Regions from separate parts of the Homo sapiens genome. Here all the other regions are linked to region 2. The links are chromatin loops, found by intact Hi-C in ENCODE. Cell type or tissue: GM12878. All regions are shown on one strand. Region 1 overlaps IMMP2L (inner mitochondrial membrane peptidase subunit 2). Region 2 overlaps IMMP2L (inner mitochondrial membrane peptidase subunit 2). Region 3 overlaps IMMP2L (inner mitochondrial membrane peptidase subunit 2).

The links. Hi-C counts contacts between places; a loop is a spot of excess contacts. Peaks named below come from ENCODE experiments on the same cell type or tissue, not always from the same donor. Only the 100,000 strongest peaks of a DNase experiment are listed, where the experiment ranks them.
Region 1: it touches region 2 in a loop (3-fold over the local background); 3 of 110 quality-filtered maps call a loop at or near these places.
Region 3: a loop joins it to region 2, with 4 times the contacts of the local background. A loop is called at or near these places in 2 of 110 quality-filtered maps.

The regions. Positions count from the first base shown.
Region 1 is chr7:110,915,002-110,923,001 of GRCh38, reverse strand. The region is part of intron 4 of IMMP2L (inner mitochondrial membrane peptidase subunit 2); the gene reads left to right. Among named protein-coding and RNA genes, the nearest start is that of LRRN3, 170 kb to the left of the region's middle. In GM12878, no CTCF peak of the experiment used is centred here; a DNase peak (open chromatin) is centred at 3,711.
Region 2 is chr7:111,079,693-111,087,692 of GRCh38, reverse strand. The region is part of intron 3 of IMMP2L (inner mitochondrial membrane peptidase subunit 2); the gene reads left to right. Among named protein-coding and RNA genes, the nearest start is that of LRRN3, 7.4 kb to the left of the region's middle. In GM12878, no CTCF peak of the experiment used is centred here; a DNase peak (open chromatin) is centred at 4,082; H3K27ac peaks cover 535 bases.
Region 3 is chr7:110,670,662-110,678,661 of GRCh38, reverse strand. All of the region lies in intron 5 of IMMP2L (inner mitochondrial membrane peptidase subunit 2), which reads left to right. Among named protein-coding and RNA genes, the nearest start is that of LRRN3, 420 kb to the left of the region's middle. In GM12878, no CTCF peak of the experiment used is centred here; a DNase peak (open chromatin) is centred at 3,199.

The DNA.
Region 1 (8,000 bases), 160 kb after region 2:
GGTAGAAATTCGTAATGGTGAAATAAAAGGCTTTGAAACAACCAATCTAATTGTTGACTGTGCCATGCAGCGGGGCAAATCAGAAAATCAATCAGAGTCCACCACTTCCCAGGTTTTATCTTGTTACACATCAAATGAAGGTCTTGACAATCAATCTGATGAGAAAAACATTACATCCAGACTTTAGCGAGAAACAGTTTGCTCATGATATACATTTGAAGCAACATCAGCCTCATATTCTTACAATCGGTGGCTGCAGAATTTTTCATGATTCTAAGTTCAGCTTCATGTGTATAAAAGAGGACAGTGATATTGGATCAGAATCTTTCTAATCTCTGTGGTTCCTTGAGCCTAACCCAACCAGTAGATTAAGTGAAGAGAAGAAAAACAATATTTTAAGGCTTTAAGCATTTATCATGGAGTTTGAGTCACTTAATTTTTAAAATCCGTTCATGAGGAAATGATTATGTCAAGTGGATTTAGATAGTTCCAAACAAAAACCCTGCTAAAATACTATATCAAAGTATATCAAGAATAGATGGGGAGTTTTGTATTTTACATGTATGTTTCAATTAGGTTTATTGAGATATAACTAATGATTTTGTCATTTATTATCTATCAGGATCCTTTGGACAGAACATAATAGACAATTGACAAACATCTTAGTATTTTTATATGCAAGGATTTGTGGAAGACATAAAGAAGTAGAATTGCACTTAAGCCTGATGTATGCATAATTCTTTACAGTTTACAAACATTGCCATATACATTTTCTCCAGACCACTAGTCTTTCCAGTGACCTCTTAAATAGGTAACAGCTATTTCTACAGTTCTTTAAATGCTTCTATTTTCAAAGCAAAGTGGAATTTTTGTTTTTGTAGCATCTTGGCACTCTGTCATATGAGAGTTGTGAAACACACTAGCTGAAGCTTATTCTTAATGGAAGGAAATACTGTGGCTGTTAATGTTTTTTTCTAGCTAATGAACCAAATCTATAATAAGCATACAAGTTCCAGCAGTGGTGCAAGCTCTTTGCAGTACACTGACATTAGACATGCCACTGCAAGAAAAGATAATTTCTGACTAATGCCAAGGACTCTGGAGAATTATTAAAATGCAGTGCTCTGAAAAGTTATCTTGGAGTAGTCTACTGTTAACTTCTAGGAGAGATAAAGTGTCCTCCTTGTGCCAGAGCAATTTATATTTCCAGTTTTCATATATATGTCAAAATAATGTTCTTTGTGGTATGCCATGGGTAGTTAAGCACATTTGTTATTCCAAGATCCAAGCTTTCACATTACTGAATAGATGAAAACATAATGTGATCCCAGCCAATGCTTCCAGTCTGAATAGGAGAACAGAAGAAACAAGCAGGGGAGTGTTATCTCAGGCATTTCTCTCCTTGGCCTGGTTTACTAGAATTCTTATGTGCACTTTACAGTGATATCCCTCAAAGGGAGGGTAATTTGAATAAAGCATCTTGTCTCTATTGGCTAATTAGATAAGAAATAATGCAGAGGAATAATGAGGTATGTCCAATGATCCCTATGACAAATCACCTCTTGCTTTGATGTTAGATGGTGGAAGAGCTTTTGTTTCTAGCAGATGAACATCTCCATATAAGTGCCTGCAGCTACCACTCTCCCACTAGAGAAGGGAATTTATAGATGCCACTGTCTTGAGAAACCTCCTCAGATGGAACTGACCCTTCCATCCCCAAGGTAAGGAACCACCTTCAGTTTTAAAACAGTGAAGTGTGGAGAATTGAATCGTGAAAAAATGTATTTTTGTGTAGCTACTATTTGTCAGAGTTCAGCCAATGTTATACAATGAGTAGCATATAAAACAACATTGAACAAAGCTTATCTCACTTAAATGCTTCAAAACATAAACAAAAATAAATATTATTCAACATGAATCTCTCATTTAAGAAGCTGGCAGTTCTAATTCTTATTCTTTTTTCTCTCTTAAATAACTAGTCATTCAGTAAATTATTTTTTTAAAAAGGTCATGATCTCAGAAAAGAAAAAGGACTTCACAGGAAAAACTGATGAAATCTAAATAAAGTCTGTAGTGTTAAGCCAATGTTAATTTCTTAGTTTTGACAATTGTGCTATGGTTATATAAGATGTTAACATTAGGGAAAGCTGGGTGAAAGGTGTATGCGAACTCAACTATTTTTGTAACTCCTCTGTAAATCTAAAATTATCTCAAAATGTTTTAAAAAATTCCTGCCAGTTACTGGGGCAAAGAAGTAGTATGAATAAAACCATAATTATTATTGGGACATACCCCATAGTGATCATTGCTTTCTTAAAATGTACAAAGATAATGATACATAGAAGCTTGGTAAAGCACATAAATATAAAATACTATTTCAAAAATGTAGAAACACATAAGATCAATTCTCAGCATTAGGACTTTCAAATTAACAGAAGCCTCACAATAATGTCAAAAATATAGAGCATACTAAGGGAAGCTCCTTCTGAAAAAAGCAAAAAGCCAAATCACTTTCAAAAACTTTAAAGCATTAGCTCTTCAGTGGCCTTCTATCTCAAAGACATCTGTGAAATGTTCCCTAATTCCCCAGAATAAATCAGTAACCCTGTTCTCCATAGGCACCTGGTACATCACATTTCACTGTCACTTACCACATCTTTCTGTGTCCCTACCTAGGGTGCATACCTCTGGAAAGGAGAAACCTACTGTATTAGGGTTCCCTAGAGGGACAGAACTAATAGGATACATGTATATATAAATGGGGAGTTTATTAAGGAGTATTGACTCACGTGATCACAAGGTGTGATGGACACAACAGGCCACGATAGGCTGTCTGCAAGCTGAGGAGCAAGGAAGCCAGTCTGAGTCCGAAAACCTCAAAAGTAGGGAAGCCAACAGTGCAGCCTTCAGTCTATAGCCAAAGGCCCAAGAGCCCCTGGCAAATCACTGATGTAAGTCCAAGAGTCCAAGAGCTGAAGAACTTGGAGTCTGATGTTTGAAGGCAGGAAGCATCCAGCACAGAAGATGAAGGCCAGAAGACTCAGCAAGCCAAGTCTTCACAACTTCTGCTTGCTTTATTCTAGCCAAGCTGGCAGCAATTTACGTAGTACCCAGCCAGTTTGAGGATGGGTCTGCCTCTCCCAGTCCACCGACTCAATTGTTAATCTCCTTCGGCAACACCCTCACAGACACACCCAGGAACACTATTTTGCATCCTTCAATCCAATCAAGTTGACACTTGGTTAATGCAATCATCACAGTTTATGTTTATCTTCCCTAATGCCTTAGCTCACAATGGTACTCTTAGAATATTTTTTTTTCAAGAAATAAGTGAATTTGATTGAAGAAAATGCGCACATTTCAAAACCCTTTTTAAAAGAGAATTTCTGGTTCAATCTCCTCTCCGGTATGCAAACAAGGAACAAACAAGGAAGAAAATATTTTGCAGAAGCACTTGTCAACTTTAGGGTGCTTGAAAGCATACCCGCATTGCTCCATAGAATTAAATGTAAATGATCCTGAAAACAAGTAGAGTCTCTATGAGAAAGGTCTTGGTTGGCATAGACTCAGTATAATTTGCTGATTCTGCTCTTTCTAAGTTTCATTTGTGATTTCTAATATTGAAATCCTGGTTATTTGCAGGTTTCAGTTAGTTTGTTATACCTTAACCACAAGTTTCTACCTCTGCCAGTTTCTGTCTCTTATGGCTTAATTTGGTGAGTCATATTAGGAAAAGTCAATCAGAAATTAATTACCAGGATTCAGCTTGTCATTTTGAACACTTAAAGTAGTGAAATAAAAGTTACATTTGAAAGTAAATATACTGAAAAGGGAAAGTCATGCAAAAGTCAGTATATGGAAATGGATCATCCTCAGGCGGCCCTGAATTGGTTTTGACTTCATCAAAATGTCTAGTTCATGGTTGGTACATTTAGTATGCACTGTGGCTGCTGCTGTTTGAAGGTTATTAAGTTTGACCTAGATTTTATTGGTGTTCACTCTAATCTACTCAATTATCTTTTGGGGTTTGTGTATGTCTCTGGCAAAGATGAACCATCAATTTCTATTGGCATGTAGAGTAGTTGTGAAGATTTGATAAAATGCTAATTGATAAAAATGAAAAACTGAGTCACTATTTTGATAAAGACTTATTTTCTTAATCTTTTTAAAATTATTAGAGAAATTATTTTTAATGACAAGAAGAGCGATGTAAGGAAGAGTAATATAACAATGAAATCCTATTTCTGGGGCCAGGTGCAGTGGCTCACGCCTTTAATCTCAGCACTTTGAGAGGGCGAGGTGGGCAGATCATGAGGTCAGGAGTTCAAGACCAGCCTGGCCAACATGGTGAAACCCTGTCTCTACTAAAAATACAAAAATTAGCCAACTGTGGTGGTACACGCCTGTAATCCCAGCTTCTCGGGAGGCTGAGGCAGGAGAATCACTTGAACCCTGGAGGCAGAGGTTGCAGTGAGCCGAGATCGCGCCATTGCACTCCACCCTGGGCAACAAGAGTGAAACTCCATTTCAACAAAAAAAAAAAAAAAAAGAAAAAAAGAAAAGAAATTCCTATTTATTTTGGTATTTTTATAGCTCACACATCTTAAATAAGGGGATTATGGTGAAAGACGCTAAAGTTTTAGAGCTGTAAGTTCAGGAATGTCATCAGAGGTCATAATTACTTCCTTCTCCTAACTAAGTCTAAATGCAAATTACTTAAAACAAAAAAAGTTCCTCATTTTCTTAAATATCATCAACAAATAAGAATTTATAGCTCCCTTGGTAATAATTTCATAATCTGTGTTTTGAGACATCTAATGGTTTACACTATCTTAGGCTATAATATCAAATTTTGAATAACTACAGCAAATAGGAAAGGAAAGAAATTCCTGAGGGAGAGACTTGTACATTGAACATTGGGATATTTCATTAATTTCATTTACTCCTGGCCTGTTGTTGGTGGTAAAGTGGATGATTGAAAGTGAAGTAGAAGGTGGGAGACTTAGGAAATATTATAAGAAGGGACTGACTTTTATTTGAGCAGCACTCTAGTAGTACCTAATAATTTCTTGACATATTTTTCTATGTATGATATAATTTTAGCAGTATTCTCAAAATTGTTCATTCTGCCCATAAATTTATAATATTTTCATTAATTTCTTATTATCCAATTGGGAATTTATCAGCTTCTTTTTGCCAGGCAACTGATGTTTTTCTTTTGTAATTTATTTTTGAGTAGATAATACATTAACATGGTTCAGAGATTTTTAAAAATGTAGTGCAGCAGAAGAGACCCGTCCACCTTGTTTCCCGTCTCCCTATTCTTTGCCTTCGTTCCAGGGACTTTTAGAATGTACATGCAAGCAAAGAAGGATTTATTTACTTTATATTCTTCATTCTTTCCTATTTTTGCTGGAGGAGCATGGACTGGAGTCAGATCTACTTGGCATTGAATCCTAGTTCTGTTTCTTCATCAACAAATATGAGTTAATAATAATGTCATCTTCACAGAGTCCTTAAAAAGGTTGAATAAGAAGACTGTAAGAAACGTATCACTATTTTGACATGCAGATAGTGTTCAGTGGGTGTGATTATTGTTATCATTTTTAACCTTTGAATGACAGGAAAGGCATGAAAAGAAAAAAATGTAGTATTGGTTTTCTGAGGCTGTCGTAACAAATTACCACAAACTTGTTGGCTTAAAACACCAGTTATTTATTCTCTCACAGTTCTAGAGGCCACAAGTCTGGTATTGAAAGGGCTGTGCTCCCTCCAGAGATTCCCTTCCTTGCCTCCTCCAGCTTCTTGTGACCATCAGCATTCTTGAGCTTGAGGATGTATCACTCATTCTCTGCCTCCATCTTTATGTGACTTCTCTTCCCTACTTGTTTCTCCCACGTGTGTTTTTTGTCACATGGATACTAATCATTGAATGTAGGATGCACCCAGATAATCCAGGATTATCTCATCTTGAAATCCTTAATTAAGTTACACCTATAGAGGCCCTTTTTCCAAAGAACATCACCTTCATAGGTTCTGGGGATTAGAATGTGGATTTATCTTTTGGGGGGACCACTATACCAACTGCAAACATCTTTTTTGTGATTCATTTTGTGATGACTGATCTATTAATGAGAAAATATGTTTTGAGAACCATTAATGTATCACCAACTATAATATTTCAAATATAGAAGCATTGATTGACATTTTGTTTTAGATCAGCCTTACACATAGTAAAAGTTTACCAGTAAACTATGAAATATAAAATTAGCAAGTTGATGATAATAAAACTGCCACAAGCAAAGAAAACATACATTATTTTTGCTCTTACAATTATTTGGCATTCCTGCCAGACTTTGGTTCTATATTTGCATCTGTGTGGGGATGGAGGAAGGAAGTAGTGTAGGAAAGGTAAAAAAATAAGGAATATATTAATGGTTTTGGTCCCATTTTATAACAGAACTTGAATTGGCTTTTCACATCTTCAAGGATTCACTTTTACTCTCTGTTGTAAATTTTCTATCCCAGCGATGTCCCACCACTTTTATATAATAGTAGAATGGCTTATCTATTCTGTAGTAGCACAAAAGAGTTGGAAGACATAGAAACACCAGATGCATTTTCTCTATATCTTTTGGAACAGAAAAAGTAGACAAAATGTTAAATTTTTTCTTTGAAATCCATATGACTCTGCTTCAAAGAATCACCATTTCCAAGAGAGAAAATTCATGATTGCGTTACAAGCATTCAGACAGAAACACTTTATGTTGTCAAAAGCTGCATTTCAACTACCAATATCATCACAGTGACTGCAGTGTCCTGTTACTTTCGCATGACTAAATCATACAACGAAGCAATGATTTTTAATTCTTTTAATTCTTTTTATTTTTTGTAATTGATTAGCCCAAAAACTCTACATAACCATATCAAGGATGTAGATGTGGCCATTCAATGTGACGTGAGCCTTTTAATAAACATGTTTTCAGTTTGCAGAGTTAGAAAAGTATTGGCTGTGTTAAACACTTAACCTTACACTGGCTAAGAAATGCCTTATTAGTCTTTAATTTACTAGTCAGATTATCTGATAGGATGTCTCAGGAGATGGCATGATTTTCACAAATAGTCTACAATGTGTTGTTAACTTTTTCATCCTTATAGCTTTTCTAAAGCCTATCAACAGTTTTCTTTTCTCTCTTTCTCTTTTTTGCAGTATAATGTTTTATTTTTTAATTTTAAAACAATTGGAGTAAAAGTTATGTACATTCAAAGTGTACAGTGTGATGATTTGATATACATACATGTTGTATATTGATTGCCACAGTCAAATTAATTAACACATATGTCACTATCTATAGCTACTGTATGTGGGGAGATGGTCCTCAGTGAGTACACTTAAAATCTATTATCTGGATAAGTTTCAAGTAAGCAATACAAGTATTATTAACTGTAGTTGCCATGCTGTGCATAAGATCTTCAGAACGTATTTATCTTATAACTGCAACTTTGTACCCTTTGACCAACATCTCCCCATTTCCCCCACCCTCCCAGCCCTGGAAACCACCATTCTACTCTCTTCTTCTATGAATTTGACTATTTTAGATTCCACACATAAGTGATATTACACAGTATTTGTCTTTCTGTGTCAGGCTTATTTCATGTAGCATAATGTCCTTCAGGTTCATTCATGTTCTCACAAATAGGATTTCCTCCTTTTTTATGGCTGAATAATATTTGTGTGTGTGTGCGTGCACGCACGCGCGTGCACATGAGTGCATCACATTTTGTTTATCTGATAATCTATAGATGGACACTTAAGTTGTTTCAGTACCTTGGCTATTATGAATAATGCTGCAGCGAACACGGGGGAGCAGATACCTCTTAAGATACTGTTTTCATTTCCTTTGGATATATACCCAGGAATAGGATTGCTGGATTGTTTGATAGTTCTGTTGTTAATTTTTTTCAGAAACCGCCATTCTGTTCTCCATAATACCAGTACT
Region 2 (8,000 bases):
TCCCCTTTTAGCATATAAGATTCTCCTAGAGGGAGTATATGTCTTGTTAAGTTTTTAAGCTCCACAATGCATATAAAATGGATAAAATAACATCTGTCGAGCACTAACATATATTTGTATATTTTATATATATTAACTTCAAAAATATTCTATTCAAATTGGGATTGATATATAAATTATACCTATTCCAGTTGAATTATAGCTATTCTAGTGTTTCGTTGTTTTTTTTTTTTTTTCTTTTTTTAAGATGGAGTCTTGCTCTGTTGCCCAAGCTGGAGTGCAGTGGCACGATCTCGGCTCACTGCAACCAACACCTTCCGGGTTCAAGTGATTCTCCTGCCTCAGCCTCCCTGGTAGCTGGGACTATAGGCGCGTGCCACCATGCCCTGCAAATTTTTTGTATTTTTAGTAGACATGGGGTTTCACCATGTTATCCATGATGGTCTCGATCTCCTGACCTCGTGATCAGCCCGCCACAGCCTCCCAAAGTGCTGAGATTACAGGCGTGAGCCACCGCGCCCGGCAAAGATAGATATTTTTACCTTCAATTGGCAGTGTAGAAACATTGGCTGAAAGAAGCTAGCTTACTTGCCCAATGTCCCAAAACTATTAAATAATGAGGCTAAAATTTGAACTCAGTTCTGTCTGCTTACAGAGCCAAAGCTCTTTCTACTGCACAAGGTACTCAATATTCACTTGTAAAATAAATGAATGCTTGATGGATGGCTGAGCCAACCAATGCAATATAGTCAGCAACAAGGGATGCCAAAAATAAAATACTATTTTTAAAAAGGAATTAGTTTTATGCACAAGACAGTGGTTGCTTTTATACAGTAGTGGTTGTTCAGGTTTGATGACGGAATTTTTATTGCTGTCATGATTTGAGAAGTAGAGCTCTGAAGAAATGCAGTGCCTAGTGGAAAAAATGAGTCGATATGCTCAGAAAGCTAAATACATATGAATGAGTCACTGATGGTGAGGGGCTGACATTGTGCTAGGAAGGTCTTCAATGACTTTGTCCTTTGTGGTCTAATTCTAATAACAGATTAGTTCTCAATTCAGTTAGAAACATGATGTAAGGTGAGTAGTAGTACTACTGACTGTTTGTTAGAATGTTGAACTAAAGCAAGTTGGGTCAGAGTTCTCATTTTCTTTTTCAAAGGAGTTTTGGAAAGTAGAATTGGAGAAAAACAGAGGTTCTTATTTACCTATAGGTTTTGTTTTAATTTTAATTTTTTTTTCTTTATTTTTGAGACAGTTTTTGCTCTGTTGCCCAGGCTGGCGTGCAATGGCATGATCATAGTTCACTGCAATAACCTCGAAATCCTGGGCTCAAATGTTCCTCCTACCTCAGCTTCCAGAGTAGCTAGGACCACAGGCACAAGCCACCATATCCTGCTGATTTTTCTTTTTCTTTTTTTTTTTTCTTTTTTTTTTCTTTGAGTAGAGATGGGGTCTCTCTATGCTGCCCAGCCTGCTCTCAAGCGAACCTTCCACCTCGGCCTTCCAAATGGCTGGGATTACAGACATGAGCCACAGTACCAGTCCACGTCTTTTTTTTAAATACTTTTATTTTAAGTTCAGGGGTATATGTGCAGGTTTGTTACAAAGGTAAACATGGGGCATGGGGCGGGGTTTTGTGCATGTTATTTCATCACTCACATATTAACCCTAGTAGCCATTAGTTGTTTTTTCTGATCCTCCCCCTCCTCCCACTCTTAACCCTCCAGGAGGCACCAGTGGCTGTTGATTTTTCATCACTTAGCCCCCACTTATAAGTGAGAACATGTGGTATTTGGTTTTCTGTTCCTGCATTAGTTTGCTAAGGATGGTAGCCTCCAGCTGCATCCATGTCCCTGCAACAGACATGATCTTGTTCTTTTTTAATGGCTGCATAGTATTCCTTGGTGTTTATGTACCACATTTTCTTTATCCAGTCTATCACTGATGGGCATTTAGGTTGGTTTCATATCTTTGCTGTTGTGAATAGTGCTGCAGTGAACATACATGTGCATGTGTCTTTATAAAAAGCGGTCAAAGGATATGAACAGACACTTCTCAAAAAAAGAAATATGTGCAGCCAACAATCATGTGAAAAATAGCTCAGCATCACTGGTCATTACAGAAATGGAAATAGAAACCACAATGTGGTACCATCCCACATCAGTCAGAATGGCTACTATTAAAAAAGTCAAAAAACACCTTACTGAGTCCTTACTAGATTAATGGGACGCAAACCCACAAAAATTTAGTTAACAGCTAAATATCCTAATCAACTAGCTTCAATCTACTGACGAGGTTGTGGAGAAAAAGGAACACTTTTACACTGTTGTTGGGAGTGTAAATTAGTTCAACTGCTTTGGAAGACAGTGATTCCACAAAGACCTAAAGGCAGAAATACCATTTGACTCAGCAATCCCATTACTGTGTATATACCCAAAGGTCTTACTTTTAATGAAAGATACGAATCATTTGAAGAACAAAAGTAATCTCACTATGCCAAGAAATTCACAATCAAGGATGACATGTCAGGAATCAATGAGACAAATTTTTTTCTCTGTCTCTTCCTCAGATTCCTTTATTCTTCCCTATGTTTCTCCTTATATTTCTCTGTAGATCCAAAAAGGTCTCTCATCTTGGCTTTTCTCTATGTCTCTCTCCATTCTTTTCACTCAGGGGATTGACTTTTACTCCTTTTCTAGCGATGTGAAACAATATCTAGCAATATTTCCACAAAATCCATACATTTACTTGTTACTCATACTATAATAACAACAATCATCCCTTTAATCCTGAACCCTCATCTATCTTTCCTTCTCTGTTCTCCTCACATTAAGTTTCTCAGAAGAGCTATCAATATTTGCTACAATCATATCATCACTTTCTACCTACTTTGTCAGTTGACTTTTCTCTGATTTCTAATCCAAACTTGTTACTGAAATTCTGCTTTGGAATCTCAACCAGTGCCCTCCCAATTTGGTTATTGCACATCAAAGCCTCCTAAGTCATCTTCATGCTTGTCTGCACATTCTGTCTCTTGTCATTGTGGGTTCATCTACCTCTTAAGTATTTATCCTAGGCTTGTTCTTTTGCCTACTGTTCTTTATATGCTCTCTTAGATAATATTGTCTCTACTACTATGTAATTACTACTTTCAAACCTATATCAGTGCTCTTGCAAGTAAAATTAATCAGTCTCTTTATCCGTGCATCCATCCATCCATCCGTCTATCTATCTTTCTACCTATCAATCCTTCCCTCCAATTGTCTGGTAAATGTCTCTACTTGCGTGATCCCCAGGCACTCTGTACTCTACGTGTCTAAAGCTGACCTCTTAAGCGCTCCCCTAAACTGGCTTTCTTCTTTTTTCCTTTCTTTTTTTTTTTTTTTTTTAATTTTATTTCTGCTGCTGCCTCGTTACCTAGAGAATTACAGGAACTTTGGATCTTGTGCCTCATATCTTGCATTTCACCATATACAACTTGATTTTACTCTGAAGTTTTCTTAAATTATCTTCTCTGTCTGCTAGATATTCATCGTCTCTTACCTTGGCTGCTGCAATTTCTCCTAACTTCCCTGCTTCCAGTCTCATCTTTTCTAGTTCATCTTTCTTGCTTCCAATCTCATACCTTCTAGTCCATTCTTCCCTTCCTCCACAACACAGTCAGGCTCACACTTGTGTTTAGCAAGCCTACTTCTTACTGTTCACTCTTCATTCCTCAGTTCAATTATTTCTTGACAGCAAATTTAGTATTTTTGTTGTTATATTTATTATTGGTATTATTCAGAAAATAGAAATGATTTTCCTTGAGCTATCCACAAACCACAATGAAATAGATCAGATTTTAAAATATGCATAGCTGTACACATGCAGAAATTATGTATGCTGAAATTAAAGTACCTAGAATAATATTAAATAGCATTTGTTGAGTTTAACTCGATGCAAGACACTGAAACTTGGTAGACCCTGCACACATATGGTTTCATTCTTACAGTACCGTGAGGCAGTCAGGGACTTTCCCCTTTTCACAGAAGAGGAAACTGGGGTTGGTGAACTTCTACAGTTGTCACGCTAGTGAAGAAGGAAAGCTAGAATGCAAGTCAGGCTTCAAAGCCAACAGTCTTAAAACTGTATTTTCTTCTCTTCAGTGATCTTTTGAGGCCCTCGTTCTCCTCTCCTTTGCGGGTTTTATAGCTTAACTTTTGCTTCCTGTGTTTGCTTATGTGTAACCAGATTGACAAAAAATATTCATGGTAGAAGACTAACAATTTAGCTATACCTCATGTTTTTCAACCCCAAAATGTTTGACAATATTTTTATTCTCCTAATTGGATGATTAACATAGTGTGAAGGTATCTATAAATCATTATTCCTCAAAGGCAAACATTATATCAGCTGAGATAATTTTTTATTATTTTCATGTTGGTTTTTATTTTGGATAGTTGTTGTTATTTGTCTGCCTTTAAGAGTCAATATTTAAGATGAATGACAATTGTATTATCCAGCTCTTTTTCTAATTATTGTGTCGTCCTGAAACTAAATAACAAAATGGATCGATACACATACATAAAACTTCAACATTGGTATACATGAAACTACTTTACTATATTTTAAATATATTTGAGACTACAAAAGGCAACATTTGCACCCTGTTTTAATAGCAGAGTTTCAAAGCTTTATTGAAGATGATTGTTATGCAGAAAACTGGAAAATCAGAGTAGTAGTCTTTAGGCATAGAAGGAACAAGAATAGGACAGGCTTAGGTTTTTAAGGTAAGGAAATGTAAAATACAATCAAACAAAAGAGCAACACGTGTCATTTTTTTTTTTTTTTTTTTGGCAAAATCGCTTATCTTTCTTTCCATTCCATAGACATGATGCAGAAAATGAGCAAATTAACCCTCGCCATTAAGAGCACTTCTTACATCTTTAACCTTTTATAAAGGGTACATTTGATTAGAAATGCAATGAATATTCAGTGCTTTGGTCAGTTTAGACTTTGGGGGTGCTCCCCAGCTGTATAATGCTCACTGAGAGCCTATGTGTGAACCACAAGCCTGGGAGAAGCCTGGCTGTCTGAAGGGGCTGTGCTGAAGGCTTTCACATAGTTCCCATTACTAAGGAAACCACTCGTTTTGTCTGAACACTCTCTGAATAGATGTCTCATTTGAAGTCTAGTGCTCAAACCATGAGGATTGCATTATGGAGCTGAGAAAGAAATGAGGAGAACAAAAAATGCTTGAAAATGCCAACAAGCATTCACAAAGCGTTGTACTGTAATAACATTCCATGAGACAGAAGGTGCGTTTATTTTTGCCGCATTCCAAGTTATTTTGGTGTTATAAAAGCAAATTCCTTTGCTTGCCCACGTAATCAAAATAAGAAAAGCAGATGTTCTTCTGACCTATTCTTAATTCCTGCTCTTGTTAGGGTCTCACTGAGAAGTGTGACATATAGAAAAAGCAGGACAAAATATGGATTCTCATATTAATGTAGATTTGCTCCGTTGTACTTTATAACTAAATGGTGTAGTGCTATCCCTGTGCCAATAAACAAACACATGTTCAGAGTCAGACCTCAGGATTTGTAGCCTCCAAATGGTTACTGTTAAATTCAGAATGGCTACTGCAAACTGGTGCTTGGTGCTCATTAATGAGCATCCAACTCAGATTTGGAGTGAGAAAACACTGCTTCTAGGAGACTCCTGCTCCACTCTCCAGCTTCTGCCAACCTACAGCAAAGAAAGCAGCTCCTACTTAAAATATCAGGCAATCATTCTTTCTTCCTCACTCTGGAAAGTAGGGTTTGCGGGACTTTCATTACAGTATATTCTTTATCATCCCTCTCCCTGTTTTTGATATGGTCAATGACGTTATTTTAAAAGTATACAATTTGCTATGCAGACACCTAGTCAGAGGTTGCCACCTCTACACCCATATAGAAAGTCACAGGAGGAAGTCATTCTTACCTCTGTGTTGAGCTACTTTAATCCTTTCAGCAAACGAGAGATGTATCAACACAGTTAATCCACAAATGCAGAAATTAATAAATATGTATAGATTACTTGTTGTTTTACTTTTTGCTGACTGTCATAGCAGTTAGTGTCTTGCCTGCAAAAGAGTCTATGAATGAATGAGATCTTTGGACTCATAGCCCAGAGCTTTAGCACTGCACTAAGGACACTCCCTCTGTGCACAGGTTGGTCAAGTCTCTCTTTGGAAGACCACTGTTACAAAGAGGTGCTAGCATGTCTAAAATCTAGAAACAGGCACAATAAGCAAGTACAAGTTTATTTCTTTCATGGATTCTTACAGATTAATACTAAAAAATTATAAATGTGAAACACTAACACAGCATTGTCAGAAGAAAGTCTTTTGTTTGTTTGTTTTTACATTTTCTTTTTTCCTTAAATATATTGGCAGTCTCGCATTTTTAATAAACATATATTTCATGTAATTGTCTTTTGCAGATTTCTTCCTCAACCAAATTTAAGAGGTGCCAAATTCAGTAGAATTGACTAAGGATAAACTAAATAGTTTTCTAGCATTTAATGGGGCATCCCAACACCACTAAAAAGGCCCTAAATTTGAAAGCATGAAAGAAGAAAGTTTATTCATGTGAAAGTACACAAATACTTATCCTATCAATAATATCCTCACTAGTCTGATTACAGGTCTTCAATTCATTTTGAAATGAACAGCCTGAAGCTGCCAGCTGTTTCTGATCTGATGTGCTTATAGAATATTTACTTAGGGTATATATTTAGCAGTTTAGATATCATGGCTGCTGACAAGAAAATTCTAATACTGAAACTTACTATGAAGTTTCTGTTTGTAAAATGGATATATATTTGGTCCCTTGTCAAAATTTGGCAGTGAACAGGATGTCTGCATCTTTGTATTCCTGGTCCTCAGCACAATGCCTAGCGTATAGTAAGCATTTAGTAAGAGGAGATTGAACTGAATTGTTTGATATGAGAAAAATACAACAAAGTCAGCATTTATAAGATGATCCTTAGCCTGGCTTAATTGAGTGTAGAATGATGGAAACAGCAAATGTTTAACTGTCTTAGACAATTAGCTAAAAAGTCTAATTTTTCCATGTCCTTTCAATCACTTATAATCTTTTTTGAAATATTCTGTGTGTATACATACACACATATGTAATATATATTATACACACATTATATATTATACACACATAATATATAATACACACATGTATATAAGAATATACATATATTTATGTATATAAGAATATACATGTGTATATAAGTATATACGTGTGTGTGTGTATGTTTACATATATATATTGGATAAAATTGCATTGAAAGGATTGAGTCAAATCTAACAGCCCTTGTTTTGTTTCAAGTACAGTGGTTATGTTTGTATTTTATTCTCTTAATGGAAGAGTTTTCAAAATGCCTCCAAGTACCACAGAACATGAGATATTCATTATAATTCTGTTTCTGCCTGCAGCAATAAGATCTGCAGTCCACTGTAACAGTCCTACATTTCAATTAACACCAAGCATCATTTTGTTTGGAGAAGTAAGTACTGTTTAGAAGACTTAAATTTGTTCATAGAACAAAGGAATTGTGTCTTAGTCCATTTTCTGTTGCTGTAACAGAATACCATAGACTGGGTAATTTATAAAGAAATGACATTTTTTTTTTTGTAGTTCTGGAGGCTGCGAAGTTCAAGGTAAGGGGCTGCATCTAATAAGGACCTTATGACATCACACATGGCAGAGGGCATCACATGGTAAAAGAGCAAGAGCATGCCTGCTCAGGTCTCTCTTTCTCTTCTTATAAAGCTACCAGTCTCATTATGGGAGCTCAGCTCTAATGACTTTATCTAAACCAAATTTCCTCCAAAAGGCCCCACCTCCAAGTGCCATCAGTATATGAATTTGGGGATCAAGCTTTCAACACATGAAGTTTGGGGACACATTCAAACCATAGGAGATTATAATTTGAAGACAAATGGAGACTTTAGTTAT
Region 3 (8,000 bases), 410 kb after region 2:
TACTTGGCTCCTTTGTATGTCTAGCATGCCAGGTTGTAGTTCAAAACTTTGTTTAAACATCTGTCTTTCCCACCAGATCATGAGGTCCTAAGGGACAGGGATCATGTCCATTACCTTCTGTATATTTCCAGCATCTAGTAGGGTGCCAATGCCACCTAGGATTGAGCCTATGTCTCTGATTACATTTATTCTCTTTGGTAAATATTCACCTTTTCTTATATTTAAAGATGTTAATATCACATCTGAAACTAGGAAACTTATAGTACACAATTCAGACTTTTTAGCTGTTGGAAAGGTGATATCAGTATCTATAAACAGCATATTTAAACTATGTCTATGCCATATGTAACATAATACCCCCAGCAGAGACTGGGGCAGCTTCTAGAATCAAGCACATTAATATTTCTGCAGCCAGAAGTATGAATTGGCATACTCTGTGGGATAAATAGACTACAATTTTATAGCAGCTCAGGTCAGGTCAGATTTTGCTACCAGAGGGTTACAGAAAACTTCATATTTTTGGAACTCTTTCGATTTTAGAATTGCTAGTAAGGTACTGTGGACCTGTATTATATCTTCAGGAAGGAAAGAGTTCTTGTCTACAGGAAATATTCCTAGGTGCAAGGGCCATTACTCTTGTGAGTTCAGGGAGGATGAAGAAAATGATGCTGGGTCTTTCTGCAGAGTAGCATGCTTCCAGAACTATCACTACTGCTAGGGTCTCACAGGATGGTGATACCAGAGGGGGCAATCTCAGTAGCTCATTTCCCACAAAGAAAGCTCACCCATTGTGCCACCCCTGACTCTGTGCCTTTTAGCTTATCTGCTGCTCCTTCCTCCCTGTACTAACCTATCTATCCATTTTTTTCCAGAGCCTCCCTTCTCCACTCCTCCATTGCTTTCTATCTATTTTTTTTTTCTTTTATCCTTTTTGCCTCACCAAAGCTTAGATCTTAGGAGTTTTGAGGCTCTTCTTGTTTGCCTTCAGCATAGTTCTTTGGCACGTGATGCTCACATACCTCATTCACCTAAACAAGCAAAGCTTTGCTCTTATCAGGTTGTCTTTGAGTGCATATCAGTCAGTGCTTACGTGGAATGGAAGCATTCTGTGTGCATGCCTTTGTTTTATTAGGAGTTGTGTTTATCCGTTCTGTATGCTGTGTAGATAAGCATCGTGGGAATGTGTAAGTAGATAATAGGCTAATACTGTTCTCTGTACGAACCTAGTCTCCTGTATCCAAAAATGTTGGTGAAAAAATTCAAATATGGATATGTTAATACATGTTTAAAAATAAAGTAGGGAGCATCATTTATATGCTTTAATCTTTTTAAAAAATATCTTTTTGATAATTTTTAACAGTGCAATTGCTCATTTTTCCATGTGATATTTGGTTTTACCTGCCTTTATTTCTAATTCTGTTTGATTTACTTAAACCATGCATCTGTTTCGCTGGCATCCACAAGAAATCTCAATGTTATGCTATTTATTAAAGGAATCATTTTGTTCTTCTCACTTTTTCTTAGTCTCTTAGATTGCTTTTAAAGTTGTGCCTTTATTATGGTTGTTATTGTTCATGTGTAATATTGACATGAGCAAAAAATGGTTACCAGAGAGGTGGGATCAGGAAAGCAGTGTCTCTGTACTGTCAAGACATCCCTCCACTTGTTGCATCATGTTGAATGCGTGACGTCACAGTAGAAGCTGCAAGTGAAGTCCTGTGCTTCTTGTTAGTGACCTTGCTCTCTCTTTGGCACTCACAGATCTGGTCTCAGCAGTGATTATAAGGGCAACATCCTCCTTTGTGGTACCCAATCCAGAAAGAATTGGGGCATGTTGTCAGTGCAGTACCAGGAAGTGTACTAGGGAATTCCATATTCTACCTTTTAAAAATACTTTTGAGACTGTCTCACAGTTCTTTGTAGGGATAGATTGCTGTCAATCCATTGTGGTATATCATCAGTGATTATGGAAACCCTCCTGTTACTTAATACTGTTTTCTGAAGAACTGTAGATGTTTCCATTAATGTAGGTTAAGGAATTTCCTTGATTCCCAGATAATAAAATACAGCATTTCCAAACAAGCTTTCCTCCTTAATTCACTCATTCAGTAAATGCTTATTGCTGACAGGTAGTTCCCAATCTTGTTCAAAACACCGTGCTAATTTATAATATAGAAAAGGTGAGCTAGAACCTCTGCCTGTCCAATCAGAGACATTATAGGGTCTAGAGTATAGATCAGGGGTTGCTGAACAATGGCCCTCAGGCCAAATACAGCTCGCTGCCTGTTTTTGTAAATCAAGTTTCATTGGAACAAATGTTATATTCGCTAACATATTGTCCATGCCTGTTTTGTGCTGCAAGTACAGAGTTGAATAGTTGCAACAGAGATCATATGGCCTGTAAGCCTAAACTATTTACTGTCTGATCCTTTAGAGGAAATGTTTGCTGACCCTTGCTATAGAGATGGAAACATAAATTATTACATAACATCACAGAAGAAACAGTACCTTATGGTGGGAGCAGCATGAATTTTGAACCATGCCTATTTCAAATCTTGCTTCTATCATTTACTAGCCTTACAGCCTTCATCATGTTACTTAGTAATTCTGAGCTTTATTTTTTTCTTTTGCAAAATGCAATTAGTAATATCTATACTGCAGGTTTAATTTTAGTAGTAGGAGAGGTTATTTATATGTAAGGCCCTCAGAGTATAACAATAGTCAATAAATGTTCACTTGTCAAAATAATAGGATGACACATAAGTAGGATGACTATATATCCTAGAGCCACCTTGGTTTACACCTGCTGTCCCAGTTTAATTATTAATAACCCCCTTCACTCTTAAGTGTCCTAATTTGGGTAATAGATTGCATGGTCACACTATGCTTAGGGAATTTCTTAAAGTTTCATTTGTGATTATCTTATTTTGATGAGGAACCAAATTTATTTTAAAACTGTAAGTTTTATTTAAAACTTATTTTAAAGCTGTAAGTACTATGATAAGAAAGTAAATTACTTTGTATTGGTCATTGCTGACCTAACCACACAAACGTTTTGGTTCCTATATTATTAAACTTTGTTCCTTTAAGCAAGAAACATTTATTAACCCAATAGTAATGTTTTCAAAATCTCATTACGGAGACTTAGAAATAACTAAACCAGTGAGAAGAAAATTGGTTTTCTGATGCGACAACCTTGCAGTAAGAGGCCCAGGAGGAGTGGGTTCTGCCTTTGATGAAATACGGTTGCATTTGGGGGGAGAAAAACTATGGGAGAACTGAGCCTGTTTTTTTTTGAGCCTGACAAAGGATGTAGCCACTACTGTGCTCATTTTGTTCATTTGAATTAAGTTGGGGCCTGCACCATTGGTTTCCCCTTTAAACAAGGACCTGAAGGTAGGGATCACTGGCAGATAAGTTATGGTCCAAAAGGGGTCACCACTTTTGATGATACCTCACTAGCCTTATACTCACCACTAGCCTTATACATTCTAAGAGAAAACACTGGATGATAGCTGTGTAATCCTCTGGATCCAAAGGTGGGAGGTCAAGAAAATAAGAGTTGTGCTACTTTATAAAAAATATATTTAACTCAAATATATTGATCTTTATATTGGGTAGAACTGGATATTGGGGAGACCCTATACCAGGCCTTGATTCCTTGGTCAGGAACAAATGGATATGAATTGGACTGGCTGGGAGGGACTCCGTGGAAGAGTCAGGACTGAATTGGGTCTTACAAGAGAGATCCAGGGATCTAAGGAAGAGGATTACAAACTGGAAGGACAACAGTAATCAGAAGCAGGCAGATAGATATGGTATGTCCTGTTGTAGGTGCTCTGGAGAGGCCCTGAGAGTAGAGTACTTGTACTGAGAAATCATGAAGATGAGTTTGGAAGGATGTGACTGTGAAGGACCTTTGATATCAGATTGGAGAGCTGACATTTCTTTAAGCATTGAGAAATCAGTACTTATTTTAGAACAACATTTCAAATTTTGGATATTGTTTCAGTTCGTTTTGACTTTCAAACATAATTGTAGGTAATTTAATATTGTAGAATAAATATCATCTGACTGCTGCTTTGTTTATTTGGAAATTTCTCTCTCTTCTTACGCTGCTAAGTAAAATTCATCAAAATATTTTATTTGCTAAAAGTGCAGGTTGTTTCTCCTGCTTACAAAATATTTTAATCAAATGGATTTAAAAGTGTTGTGCTTCACCTCATTCCTCACACCTGACATTGATCATCTTCTGACCCTGGCTCTAGTTCTGACATGGTTTGGCTGTGTCCCCACCCAAATCATATCTTGAATTATAGTTCCCATAATCCCCATGTGTCATGGGAGGGACCTGGTGGGAGGTATTTGAATCATGGAGGCAGTTTCCCTCATGCTATTCTCATGATAGTGACTGAGTTCTCATGGGATCTGGTGGTTTTATAAAGGGCTTTCCCCCTTTTGCTTGACATTTCTCCTTGCTGCTGCCATGTGGAGAAGGACATGCTTGCTTCCCCTTCTGCCATGATTGTAAGTTTCCTGAGGCCTCTCCAGCCATGCTGAACTGTGAGTCAATTAAACCTCTATCCTTTGTAAATACAGTCTCAAGTAGGTCTTTATTAGCAGCATGAGAATGGACTAATACAGTAAGTTGGTACTGGGAGTGGGGTTCTGCTTAAAGATACCCCAAAAAGTAGAAGCAACTTTGGAACTGGGTAACAGGCAAAGGTTGGAACAGTTTGGAGGGATCAGAAAAAGACAGGAAAGTGTGAGAAAGTTTGGAACTTCCTAGAGACTTGGAGGGCTCAGAAGACAGGAAGATATGGGGAAGTTTGGAACTTCCTAGAGACTTGTTTAATAGCTTTGAGCAAAATACTGTTAGTGATATGGACAATAAAATCTAGGCTGAGGTGGTCTCAGATGGAGATGAGGAACTTGTTGGGAACTGGAGCAAAGATGACTTTTGTTATGCTTTAGCAAAGAGACTGGTGGCATTTTCCCCCTGCCCTAGAGATCTGTGGAACTTTAAACGTGAGAGAGATGATTTAGGATATCTGCCGGAAGAAATTTCTAAGCAGCAAAGCATTCAAGAGGTAACAGAGTAGAAAGTTTGGAGAATTTGCAGCCTGATGATGCAGTAGAAAAGAAAAACTCATTTTCTTGGGAAAAATTCAACCCAGCTGCAGAAATTTGCATAAGTAATGAGGAGCCCAGTGTTAATTGCCAAAACAATGAGGAAAATGTCTCCAGGGCATGTCAGAGACCATCATGGCAGCCCCTCCCATCACAGGCCTGGAGGCCTAGGAGGGAAAAATGGTTTCATGGGCTGGGCCCAGGACCTACCTGCTCTAAGCAGCCTCAGGACATGGTGCCCTGAGTCCCAGATGCTTTGGATTCAGCCATGGCTAAAAGGGCCAAGGTACAGCTCAGACCATTGCTTCGGAGGGTACAAGCCCCAAGCCTTGGCAGCTACCATGTGGTTGGGCCTGCAGATGCATAGAAGTCAAGAATTGAGGTTTGGGAACCTCCATCTAGACTTCAGAGGATATATGGAAATGCCTGGATGTCCAGGAAGGAGTCTGCTGCAGATGGGGAGCTCTCATGAAGAGCCTCTGCTAGGGCAGTGTGGAAGGGAAATGTGGGGTTGGAGCCCTCACACAGAGTCCCCACTGGGGCACTGCCTAGTGGAACTGTGAGAAGAGGGCCACCATCCTCCAGACCCCAAAATGGTAGATCCACTGACAGCTTGCATTGTGCACCTGGAAAAGCTGCAGACACTCAACACCACCCCATGAAAGCAGCCAGAAGGGGAGGTGTTCCCTGCAAAGCCACAGGGACGGAGCTGCCCAAGGCCATTGGAGCTCACCTCTTGCATCAGCGTGACCTGGATATGAGACATGGAGTCAAAGGAGAATCATTTTGGAACTGTAAGGTTTAATGACTACCCTACTGGATTTCAGACTTGCATGGGGCCTGTAGTCCCTTTGTATTGTCCAGTTTCTCCCATTGGAATGGGTGTATTTACCCAATGCCTGTACCCTCATTGCATCTAGGACGTAACTAACTTGCTTATGATTTTACAGGCTCATAGGCGGAAGGGACTTGCCTTGTCTCAGATGAGACTTTGGACTTAGACTTTTGGGTTAATGGTGGAATGAGTTAAGACTTTGGGGGACTGTTGGAAAGACACGATTGTGTTTTGAAATGAGAGGACATGAGATTTGGGAGGGGCTGGGTGTGGAATGATATGGTTTGGTTGTGTCCCCACTTAAATCTCATCCTGAATTGTAATTCCCACAATCCCCACATGTCATGGGAGGGACCTAGTAGGAGGTAATTGAATCATGGGGTCAATCACCCTCATGCTTTTGTTGTGATAGTGCGTGAGTCTCATGAGATCTGATGGTTTTATAAAGGGCTTTTCCCCCTTTTGCTCAGCACTTCTGCTTGCTGCCACCATGTGAAGAAGGACATGTTTGCTTCCCCTTCTGCTATGATTGTAAGTTTCCTCACAGTAACTGTGAGTCAATTAAACCTCTTTCTTTTATAAATTACCCAGTCTTGGGTATGTCTTTATTAGTTATTAGCAGCATGATAATGGAATAATACAAGTTCTGAAAATCTTTTTTTGTTTTTGTTTTTGTTTTGTTTTTTTCAGCTTCTAAACAGAAATGTATTGCTCACAGTTCTGGAGGTTAGGAAATCCAAGATTAAGGGGCTAGCAAATTCAGCATCTGGTGAGGGCCCCTCACATGGTAGAAGTGCCTGAACATCTTTTTAAAAAATGTCTTTCCTCCCGCTAACAGTCTTGTTCTTCCTGATTTTCTTTCCTGTGTTTTTTCCTCTATCCCAACTCAAGGCTCTTTTGCATTTGCTTGTCCTTATCTTGTCCTTGCAAGCCTTTCCCTCAAGAGAGGGTGAAACTACCTGAAGCCAAGAAATGAAAGAGTGTTAGGTAGACTATAGGTTTGTGGAAAGGGAGGGGAGGGAACAAAAGCCACACACATCTGTCCCCCTGGCATCTGAAGGAAAGGCTGGGCTCATGAAGACTGTGTCTACCAGATGCCAAAATAACTTCTCAGTGGAGCCAACTCAATCAAAGACAGGCAATTCAGTGCAAATTTAGTCCATGTGGTTCGTTGGCATTGTGTGGGCAAAACAAACCCATTGACTGATATCCTGGATCACTTTCCAGCCAGTAATTTTGGTGTTTCCTAAAACAGAGATTGCTAAAGTGGGAAGCAGGAATATTCAAGTAGTGAATACAATGATCCATGGGAGGCAAGAAAAAAAATTAGAACTTCTATTTGTATCTAAAATAAGAATCTAAGCCATATTAACATTTGATTTTATGGATTGTTAATAGCATATATGTAATTTTAACATAAATAATAGGGATGAATCCTCAAATTTTCTGCTGATGCATAATCAAAACAGTTTGGTGACTACTATTCTAGATTATGAATTTCCAATCTGTGGGCTCAGTGCCCTCCCACTCTACCATAGGGGCAAGTTATTACAAGAGTTCTATTAAGACACATAGGTGAACTTATCTTCACATTCAATAGATACTGAAAATGCAATGATCTGCTCAAGGTTGCAGGGTTCATTTAATATGCTTTTGCTATTGTGTTTTGAAATTTACTGTAAAAGTAACTTTCTTATACCTGAAAAATGTGAATCCATTGAAGGAGACACAGTTACACATGGGACACAAATAAGTAAGGAAAGGGGAGAATCAAGTTCCAATAAGATGTTAGGTTGGTTGTTCAAAGTATTTAACCTATTGGAAGAGTTATTTATACTTTAGCATCTCTCTCTTTTTCTTCAAAGCAAAAATTGTTTTGTTTTTCTCTCAACATATTTCTTTGTTCCCCTATTTTGAGGAGTCAGTATTAGGACATTTCATGGACCTGACTTCTAGCACTGTGTTGTTTAGGGGTTTTTTTTGTTTTTTTTGTTTTTTTTTTTTTTTGAGACGGAGTCTTGCTCTGTCACCAAGG